Linked DNA regions of Homo sapiens: region 2 is linked to region 1. Evidence: read pairs that join two places in POLR2A ChIA-PET (ENCODE). Cell type or tissue: GM12878. All regions are shown on one strand. Links, peaks and the distances in the headings refer to the core of each region. The heading gives the core; the rest is flanking DNA.

The links. ChIA-PET counts read pairs that join two places held together with the same protein. Peaks named below come from ENCODE experiments on the same cell type or tissue, not always from the same donor. Only the 100,000 strongest peaks of a DNase experiment are listed, where the experiment ranks them.
Region 2: POLR2A ChIA-PET joins it to region 1 with 5 read pairs; 4 of 35 experiments call an interaction of 5 or more read pairs at or near these places.

Annotation. Positions count from the first base shown.
Region 1 is chr1:92,925,833-92,931,223 of GRCh38, forward strand. The region is part of intron 1 of DIPK1A (divergent protein kinase domain 1A); the gene reads right to left. Among named protein-coding and RNA genes, the nearest start is that of DIPK1A, 33 kb to the right of the region's middle. In GM12878, for the core only: no CTCF peak of the experiment used is centred there; no DNase peak of the experiment used is centred there; H3K4me3 peaks cover 977 bases; H3K27ac peaks cover 1,321 bases.
Region 2 is chr1:93,106,399-93,111,789 of GRCh38, forward strand. It overlaps MTF2 (metal response element binding transcription factor 2), which reads left to right. Exons shown (of 15, transcript NM_007358.4): 2 at 3,832-4,030; 3 at 4,147-4,228. Among named protein-coding and RNA genes, the nearest start is that of MTF2, 30 kb to the left of the region's middle. In GM12878, for the core only: no CTCF peak of the experiment used is centred there; no DNase peak of the experiment used is centred there.

The sequences.
Region 1 (5,391 bases), core at 331-5,330:
TGGAAAGCTGCATTTTTCCAGGAATTTGTTTCATCGAAGGCATCAAATTTATTGGTGTAAAGTTGTTTTTAGAATTCGATTATCTTTTTGAAGTTTACAGATACATAATCATGCTCCTCCTTCATTATCAGTATTGGTATATAATAAGCTTTTTCTAGGCATTTTCAATTTTTTTGATCTTTTGAAAAAATCCATTTTGGTTTTGTTTATTGTCTCTGTTGTCTATTTTCTAATTAATTGATATCTGCTATTGTCTTTACTTTCTTCTTTCTTGGGTTTAATTTGCTTATTTTTTTCCACCTTCTGGTAACTTAAATATTACATTTTAACACTTCTTCCTTTCTAATATGAACAATTAAAGCTATAAATTTCTCTGTAAGCAGTGCTTTAACTGCATCCCAAAAATGCTAACACATTTTTTATTATCATTCAGTTCAAAATATTTTCAGAAATACACTATCTAATTTCCAAATCTTTGGGGGTTTTCCAAATATCTTTTTGTTACTGACTTGTATTTTAATTCAACTGTAATCAGAAAACATACTCTGTTAGATCTCAATCTTCTAAAACTTATTAAGACTTGTTTCATGGCCCTGGATATGGTCTATCTTGGTAAAAGTTCCATGGTACCTAAAAAGACTGTTTATTCTGTATTTTTTGGGTATTGGGTTCTATAAATATTAACTGGGGCAAGCTGGTTAACAGGGCTATTAAGATCTTCTATATCTGTACAGACTTTTGGCTTAGTTGTTCTACTAATTGCTCTAAAAGGGATATGAAAATCTCCAAGTATGACTGTGGACTTGAATCCTTTCTTCCATCTGTCAGTTTTATGGTTTATGTATTTTGAAGCTAATTAGGCATACATACATTTGGGATTATGTCTTTCTGATATATTGAGTTTTTAAAATTATAAAATGTCCCTGTTTATCTCTGGTAGTACTCCTTGAAGTCCATCTTTTCCATTATTAAATTATCTATTCTAACTCTCGAATTATTTGTTTGCACAGTATATCCTCTCCCATCCTTTTACTTTGAAGCTTTGTATCTTTTGTTAAGTGCATGCCTTGCAGACAGCTTAAAGTTGGGCAATGCTTTTATCCAACTTGACAATCTCTATCTTTTAATTGTAATGTTAAGTTGATTTACATTTGATTTGGCTGGATTTGGCTGGACTGGCCATTTTAGTGTTTTGCATTTGTCTCATCTGTTTGCTGTTTCTCTGTTCCTCTTTTGGGGTGAACTGAAAAAAAAAATTTAGTATTCTTATTGTCTTTTAAAAACAGCTTTATTGAAATATAACTCATATACCATACAATTCACCCATTTAAAGTATAGAATTCAATGTTTTGTTGTTGTTGTTGTTTTGAAACAAGGTCTTGCTTTGTCACCTATGATGGAGTACAGTGGCGATCACAGTCCCACAAGGTCACAAGGTCACAGCCTTGACCTTCTGTGCACAAGTGATCCTCCCATCTCAGCTTCCCAAATAGCTGGGACTACAGGTGCATGCCACCATGCCAATTTTGTTGTTTTTTTTTTTTTTTTTTTTTTTGCAGAGATGAGATCTTACTGTGTTGCCCAGGCTGGTCTCAAACTCCTGGGCTCAAGCAATTCTCCCACCTCAGCCTCCCCAAGTGCTGGGATTACAGGCATGAGCCTCTGCACCTGGCCCAGTTCAATGTTTTAAAAAATATACTCATAGGTTTGGAAAAACATCACCACAATCAAATTATAGATCATTTTCATCCCCTTCAAAGAAACCCTGTACTCATTAGCTGTCCTTCCCCTCATTTCCCCAGCCCAAAGCAAACACGAATCAACTCTCTTTCTCTATAGATCTGCTTATTCTAGACATTTTATGTAAATGATATAATACAATATGTGGTCTTCTGTGACTGGCTTTTTTCACTTAACTTTTCAAGATTCATCCATGTTACAACATGAATCAGTACTTCGTTTCTTTTTATTGCTGAACAATATCCCACTGTATGGATATACCACATTTTATTTTTCCATTCGTCAGCTGATGGACATTTGGATTGTTTCCACTTTTTTACTATTTTAAATAAGGCTGCTATGAACATCCATGTGTATGTTTTTCTGTGGATGTGGGTTTTCATTTCCACTGGGTATATATCTAGGAGGGGAACTGCTGGGTCTTGTGTAACTCTACATTTAACTTCTTAAAAACCTACCAAACTATTTTACAAAGCAGCTGCAATACTGTACACTTCCACCAGCAGTGTATGATTTCCTATTTCTCCACATCCTTGTGAACACTTGTTATTGTTCTATCTTTTTTATTATAGCCATCCTAGTGGATGTGAACTAGTATTTTGTGGGCCTCTATTGTCCTTTGCTGAACTCTTTGCATTTTTGTTTTACTGGTTGCTTTAGAAATTAAAATATACATCCATAACTAATACAATCTACTTAGAGTTAATGCTGTACTACTAAACACTAAATACAGATATCTTGTAACAGCATTATTCTATTTATCCCAATCCTTTGTGCTACTGTTATAAACCCTACAATACAGTGCTTTAATTTTTCTTTAACCACTAATATGTCTTTTGAAGAAATTAAGAAAATAATCTATAGTCTTTCAAATTTATTCACTGATTTGCCATTTCTATTGATCTTTATTCATTTCTGAAGATATGAGTTACCAGTTAGTGTCATTTCCAGTGTTATTTCTAGTATTAGTTCTTTAGCCTGAAGTACTTATTTTACCATTTCTTATATTACAGGTCTGCTGGTGATGAATTCTTGTTTTTATCTGAAAAATGTCTTCAGTTAATCTTCATTCCTGAAGACTAGTTTTTCTGGATATGAAATTCTAGAGGCTGGGTATGGTGGCACATGCCTGTAATCCCAGCACTTTGTAAGGCCAAGGTGGGCAGATCGCTTGAGCTCAGGGGTTTGAGACCAGCCTGGCCAACATGGCAAAACCCCGACTCTACTAAAAATACAAAAATCAGCTGGGCGTGGTGGTGCATGCTTGTAATCCCAGCTACTCAGGAGGCTGAGGCAGGAGAATTGCTCGAACCTGGGAGGCAGAGGTTGCAGTGAGCCAAAACCGCACCACTGAACTCCAGCCTGGGCAACAGAGTGAGACTCCATCTCAAAGAAAAAAAAAAGAAAAAAAGAAAAAATTTCTCTTTCTCTGTTTGAGGTTTCCTACTTGTTCAATTACTATACATATTTTCTTTCATAGTCCTCAAGCATATTTATAATGACTGCTTTAACATCTTTGACTTCGAATATGAACACTTGGTCATCTTGAAGATATTTTGTTATTGACTACTTTCTCTTGAACGTGGTAACATTTTCCTGTTTCTTCACATGTGTAGTGATTTTTGGATTGGTTATTACACATTATGCATAATATGTTGTCATGACTCTAGATTCTGTAACATTCCTCTGAAGATGGATCTTTGTTCTAGCAGGCAGTTAATTCGGTGAGACTCAATTTCCAAATTCTGTCTCTCCTGCCATCAGCATCTGCTGAAAGCTCTTCTCCATTCTTTTAGCTTCCACGTGCTGCTTTTTCATTGCATTTCCTGGGCCTCCCCACACATATGAAGGAATTGGGTGGATGTTAAATGCAGGTTTGGGCACTAATCTTTCTGCATCTCCTCCCCTTCCACGATTTTTTGCCAAAGTTTCTGGCTGTTCTACTAGTCCTGAGCCCTGTTATCTAAGATTTCTGCCTCTGGAGCCAGGCACAGACTGGGGAGTACCTTCAGGGGCAAGTTCCTTCCTTTCAGATTGAGTTTAATCTTTTCTTTCACTTCCTTTCCAGTGCCTTTAAATAGCTGTTTACAATATATAAATACATATATGTAATTGTTAAATCTACATTTCAATAATCTTTGTCTGTGGGAGGTTAGTGTGAGTAATCTATTATGTCATCACCAGCAGCTGAAATAATCAATGTTGTTTTGATTCAGTGTCTCACACTGGGTGAATTTTTTTGATTCTTCATCCACCTTCCAGAGGTTCATCTTCATCCTGGCTGACTTTCCAAGTTGTCACAAGATGGAACCAGCAGCTTTCAGAGCTACATGCTTCCATCTTCAAAACCAGAGAAGGAAGAAAGAGTTAAGCCAACAAACGTGGTCCTGGGCTTCACTCCAACTAAATAAATTTTTAGAAAACATAACCACCCTTGAACCAAGCACTGTGGCCAGTAGAATGCTATGAGCTGACTGGCTTAGGCTTGGGTCACTGGTCATCTTCTCCCTCTAGCCTTATTCCTTGTTTCTGACTCCCTGAAGGCCTACAACCCCACTTACAGGTCCTTGTTGCTTTTGTAAGCCAGGGGAGTGATGCTGTTGAATACTCTTCCTCAAAAGCATGGCCTTTTGTGGCTCCCAATTTTAAACACACAGGTCAATTGCAATTCTCTGACTCTCAGAAGCCTAAAGTCTTTTCTCCTCACCTCATATAGCCCTTAAAACTATGGTTCCCACTCCCCATTGGCCATTTTGGCTTTAGCTCTCTTTCATATCTGAGTTTGAGTTTTCTTGTCATTTCTGGTATCTGGAGATTTCCTTTGCTTGCTTTCAAACTTAATTAGGTAGTAATAAAAAAAAACTGAGAAAGGGAGCTTATATTTTATCCAGCATTTCTATGTATTTGCAGAAGACAAAAAGAGGAATCTTCTCATATTAACTAAATCCACCATCAGTAACTCTCCTTAGCCTTCAGGATATAGAACCAATTCTAATTCATTTAACACAGAGGGCCCTTCAAGGTATTATTTACCCTCTTAGTTTCATGACCTGAATACCCCCAAACGCAATCTTTTCTTTTGCGAAGGAAAGAACTTTTTGTAGTTCTCTGTTCATGCCATGCTGTTTCTTCTTTCTATGCCTTTTCTGATACTGTTTACTCTATACAGAATATTATCTCAAGGTGCCCATGCCCTCACACACAAATTTTGATCTAGTCAACTGATACTCATTCTAAAAGTCTCCAATAAACATGGCTTCTTAAAAGCCTTTTCTGTCTCTCCCTCCCCTATACCAACTAAGACTAAGATGGTCCCTTCCTGGGGTCCTGTAACACTCTATACACACTTCTGAAATACAAATATCACTCCAATTGTTGACTTACTTTTCCCACTAGACTACACTCCTTGAAAGAAATATGTCTTATGTAATTGATTACTTCTAGTACTTCATTCTTTGCTTGGCACATATTAGATATTTGACAAATGTTTGTTGAATGAATGGAGAGACAGATTCTTTTTTCTTATTTTTTTAAATTAATAGATTTATTATTTAGAGCATTTTTTTTTGGTTTACAGAAAAACTGAACAGAAAGTACAAAGTTCTCATATAATTGGCAAAACCTGGAAGTAACCAAGATGTCCTTCAGTAG
Region 2 (5,391 bases), core at 231-5,230, 180 kb after region 1:
GCCATGGCATTCTACTGAGGTCATTTTTCACCCATGATTGATTAATTGTTCAGGCTTTGGCTATTTTTTTTTTTTAACTGAAGGGATGCAAAATCCCTCAAGTGAACACTGAACTTAAAGCCTTTTTTTTTTTTTTTTGAGACAGACTTTTGCTTTTGTTGCCCAGGCTGGAGTGCAATGGTGCGATCTTAGCTCACTGCAACCTCCACCTCCTGGGTTCAAGACATTTTCCTGCCTCAGCCTGCCAGGTAGCTGGGATGACAGGCATACGCCACCACACCAGGCTAATTTTGTATTTTTAGTAGAGACGGGTTTTTTCTCCATGTTGGTCAGGCTGGTCTTGAACTCCCAGCCTCAGGTGATCTGCCCACCTCGGCCTCCCAAAGTGTTGGGATTACAGGCGTGAGCCACCGCATCCTGCCCCTTAAAGCTTTTTTCAAAGTTGATTGCTAATAGAGTTATTCCCATACTGTGAAGCCGTTAAATTGTTTCAAAATCTGGAGAAAGAGGATTCTTACCCTCTCCTTGAGCATCCCTGATGATAATTCATTGTGATTCTTCCTGCATTTTTACTTCTGTTCTCTTGCACTGATCTTGTCAAACATTTAAACTTTTTAACCCCTCTAATTATACTACCAAAAGTGCCTTCTCCTCACAGCTGACTATGGCACAGAAAAAACAATGTTAGATAAAATTGCTTTGTGCCTTAGCATGAATCAAGGCAGCGGCATCAAACTGTACTTGTATTCTTCATTGTGTACTAACGGTAAAAAATATAAACACACACACGTACCCCCAAACCTTATTTCACTTAAGAATGTTTTTTGTTTGTTTGTTTGTTTTTGAGATGTAGTTTTGCTCTGTTGCCTAGGCTGGAGTGCAGTGGTGTAATCTTGGCTCATTGCAACGTCCGCCTCCCAGGTTCAAGCGGTTCTCCTGCCTCAGCCTCCCGAGTAGCTGGGATTACAGGCACGCGCCACCATGCCTGGCTAATTTTGTATTTTTAGTAGAGATGGGGGGTTTTGCTATGTTGGCCAGGCTTGTCTTGAACTCCTGGCCTCAAATGATCCACCTGCCTCGGCCTTCCAAAATGCTGGAATTACAGGCATGAGCCACCGTGCTGGCCAGGTTTTTAATATGTGTGATAAAATAGAAATGGCATAAGGCACTTGTGCCATTGTTTGAGTTGCCAGCTGAACTAGCAGCTTTTTCATGGAACACCATTTTTACTTGAAACAGCCACTTAGTTCTGTATAAGGCAGGTATTTTCTTGAAGTGACAATCTACGTTTTATATTGACCTTAATTACCATTTTTTTTTTCGTTTGTTCTTGTGAATTCAAGTTAGCATCTTGTGTCTGTCCTTCCTTCCATTTTTCTCTTTTCTTTTCTTCTTTTCTTTTGACAGGTTCTCTCTCTGTTGCTCAGGCTGGAGTGCAGTGGCACAATCACAGCTCACTGCAGTCTCGACCTCCTGGCCTCATATAGTCCTCCCACCCCAGACTCCTGAGTAGCTGGGACCACAGGCACGTGCCACAATGCCCGGCTAATTTTTATTTTTTAATTTTTTTAGAGACATTCTCCCTTTGTTGCCCAGGCTACTCTTGAATTCGGGGTCCTCCTGCCTCAGCCTCCCAAAGTGCTGGGATTACAGGCGTCAGCCATGCTGCACCTGGCCTGTGTCATTTCTTTGAAACAGTTGAAACAGTTTTGCTCCTACATACTTCCTTTATGCTATTATTGCCAAATATATTACATTTCTATATATTATGGGTCTAACAATACAATTATGTACATATTGTTTTATATACTTGCTTTGGAGGGAATATGCATTTATGCTGTCTTTTATAATTACTTTTGTTGGTATTCTTTGTGTGTGTGTGTGTGTATGTGTATGTACATGTATTTGAATTTCCTTCTGGGTTTACTTACTTTCAATCGTAGTAGTATTCATTGTAAGATGTCTCTGCTAATAACAAATTCAGTTTTTGTTTATCTGGGAGTTTGTATTTCACCTTCATTTTTGAAAGACAGTTTTGCTGGATATAAGATTCTCTGGTGACAGCACCCACTCCCTGCAGCCTGCTTACTTTGAATATGTCATCTCACTGCCTTCTGGCCTTTATTGTTTCTGATGAGAAGTCAACTGTTAATCTTATTGGGGTTTCCCTGTACGTGATATATTGTGTTTCTCTTGTTGCTTTCAAGATTTTTTTTTTTTTTTTTTTTGCCTTTCAGCATTTTTACTATGATGTGGCTGGGTGTAGATCTCTTTGCATTTATCCTACTTGGAATTTGTTGAGCTGCTTGGATGTGTAGATAATGTTTTTCAGCAAATTTGGGAAGGTACCAGTTATTTCTTTGGATATCTCTAAAATGTATTTCTTTCAAACTGAAACACTCCGTACCCATTAAACACTAACTCCCTATTCCCCATTCTTCCTAGCCGTTGGCCGCCATTCTGTTTTCCATCTCTATGACTTTGAGTGTCTAGGCACCTCATATAAGTGGAATAGTTGTCCATTTTGTCTGGCTTATTTCACTTAGCATAATGTCTTCAAGGTTCATCCGTGTTTGAGCATGTGACAGGGTTTCCCAGAATTTCTGTATTTTTAGATATTGAAGTTAGATATTCCTAATACTTAGGAACTTTTTGAAACTTTTTTCTTTAATTTCCCTGCTCATTTTATTTTTACTAAACTTTTATGCTGTTTTTAGAATTATTATCTAGTTTTACATGTCACTGTATGTTTAATTAGTGAAAAATCTAATTTGGAAAAGTGAAACCAAACACTGCTTTGTTACCTTTAAGAAAGCTGATGGTGGTATGCTTTGCTGTTTATGGAATGTCTGATACATAAGTTATAATGTAATTTCACAGTATTTAATATATATTTTTTTCCTTTAAGTACTCTTATAGTGTACTTTCCTTTTTTTTTGTTTTTTTGTTTTTTGAGACAGAGTCTTGCTCTGTTGCCCAGGCTGGAGTGCAGTGGCATGATCTCAGCTCACTGCAACCTCCGCCTCCTGGGTTCAAATGATTCTCCTGCCTCAGCCTCCCCAGTAGCTGGCATCACAGGTGTGTACCACCACGCCCGGCTAATCTTTGTATTTTTTAGTAGACACAGGGTTTCACCATGTTGGCCAGGCTGGTCTTGAACTCCTGGCCTCAGGTGATCCACCCGCCTCAGCCTCCCAAAGAGCTGGGATTACAGGCATGAGCCACCGCACCTGGCCTTATAGTGTACTATTTGTCTATAATGTAATGAAATTGCTGGTTCTCAATGTTTTTTTTTTTAAACTCTCAGTCTGCATATTTGCTCAATTCAGTGGTGATTCCCTGTAAGGAGAAGGTCATGACTGCCCTTCCTTTGAGTGTGAAGAGTGTGAATAACACCAGCTGTCCCTTGAAGTCACTGGTTAATGTGTCTTAACTGCATGTGGCATAATCAAGAGATTAAAATGTAATTCACTTTTATTCTTTACCTAAACCCAGTCATGAGATTCAAGACATTATTTGCTCATGATCATGGCCTGCATACCTCAACATAAAGCTGTTATTTTGATGGCAGCTGCCTTGAATGTGTTATCTTGGAGTGTTTGCTGAGTCTTGGCCTCACTTAGAGTAGGCAATGAATGGATATTGAGAATTGTTATCATTTTGTTTTAAACTGCTTTGTTTGGAGAGTATTTATGATTTGAGGTACTTTTTATATTTTTGTCTTAAGGTTTTTAACAAATTTAAAACTTTGATTAACATATAAAATATCCCACTGGTATAAAATAAGCTCTACAAGTAAGTCTTATGTATGGTCTTTTATTCTCTAAACAGAGACTCTACAGGGGCAGGTAATTCACTGGTCCACAAGCGGTCTCCTTTACGTCGAAACCAAAAGACCCCAACATCCTTGACCAAGCTGTCTTTACAGGATGGACATAAAGCCAAAAAGCCAGCATGTAAATTTGAAGAGGGTCAGGATGTCCTAGCTAGATGGTCAGATGGCTTGTTTTATCTTGGCACTATCAAAAAGGCAAGTTACTTTAATGTATCTTTTGCTGTTTTTGCAGTAAGCATTTAATAATCTTAAATTTAACTTCATGTTTTTAATTTTAAGAGATCACCGTTAAGTATTTCTCTGTATTGCAGATAAACATATTGAAACAGAGCTGCTTCATCATATTTGAAGACAGTTCTAAATCCTGGGTTCTCTGGAAGGACATTCAAACAGGCAGGTGCTACTATTTCTCTTGAACATGATTTAAATTAAAATTTGATTTTCTTCAACTTGTCATATTATGATGTTGTCTGTTGAATACAGTGTATTTAGATAACTCAGTATTACTTCCTAGGAGAGGTTAAAAAATCAGCATAGTCGTTATTATAGACCATAAGAAGAACAAGAATACTCTAGAGGACAGATGCATCACTAATTTATACCTGTAAGCTATGTTAAGACCCTTCTAAGAACTTTGAAGAAAAATCTTTAGTAACTAATCTCAGTAACGGTTTGGGATTCAATTCAACTGTTGCTTGCTTATATTTGTAGAAAGCAAGTGTTTATTGGGAGCATACTGTTTGTCAGATGATTTGGGAAATTAGGACATATAAAACTGATTTAGAATAATAGAAATATTCGTTAATAAGAATGGTTTAAAATTACCATTTAGTTATGGGTTTTTTATGTTTAAATGGGAAAATGAGGCTATATTTGTGTGCCAATAAAAATGAATGAAAGTATGCCTTGGTTTGGTTATAGGTATGCTTCTTGTGATGATTTCTATTATTAGAAACCATGATTGTTTCATGCTTTTAGCATCTGCTAAATATAGATGTTTTACCAGGTACCTCTTTCATGCAAAGTACTTTTAAAAATTACAATCTCTACTAAAAGCCTGAGTATTTTAGCTGTTCATTAAAGCCCTACTTTTGGTTTTCCTTTTGCTGGGTTAATAGGCCTACACTAAGACCCGTGTTTTGTGTATTCTCATAGAAAAGAGATAAATTTTCTCCCTAAAGGGTAGACACCTTGCCAAAGTATTTAACAATTGGGTTTTATATTTGAATACCAAGTTCAATTTTATGGTAGGTTTCTGCCATGTTTTAGTTCTTGACTTTACTCTTAATGTTTCTTAAAGAATAAAAAAAGTTTTGGTAAAGGAATTGGAATGTTCTAATTACCATCTGTATAGTTGGTACTCAGGGCTTAGGTGGGGAACTAAGTAGCTTTTACTCTGGTAAAATGTTTTTCTGGAGAAACTTTTTATGGTTCCTGGACTGATAAGTTTAAAGGACTAAAATTACATTTTGAATCTGAAATTGAGGAGCCAGAGAAAAGTGTGACTCATAAGATTTAAAGGGATAGGAGATCTCCAACACTACTAATATTGAGCA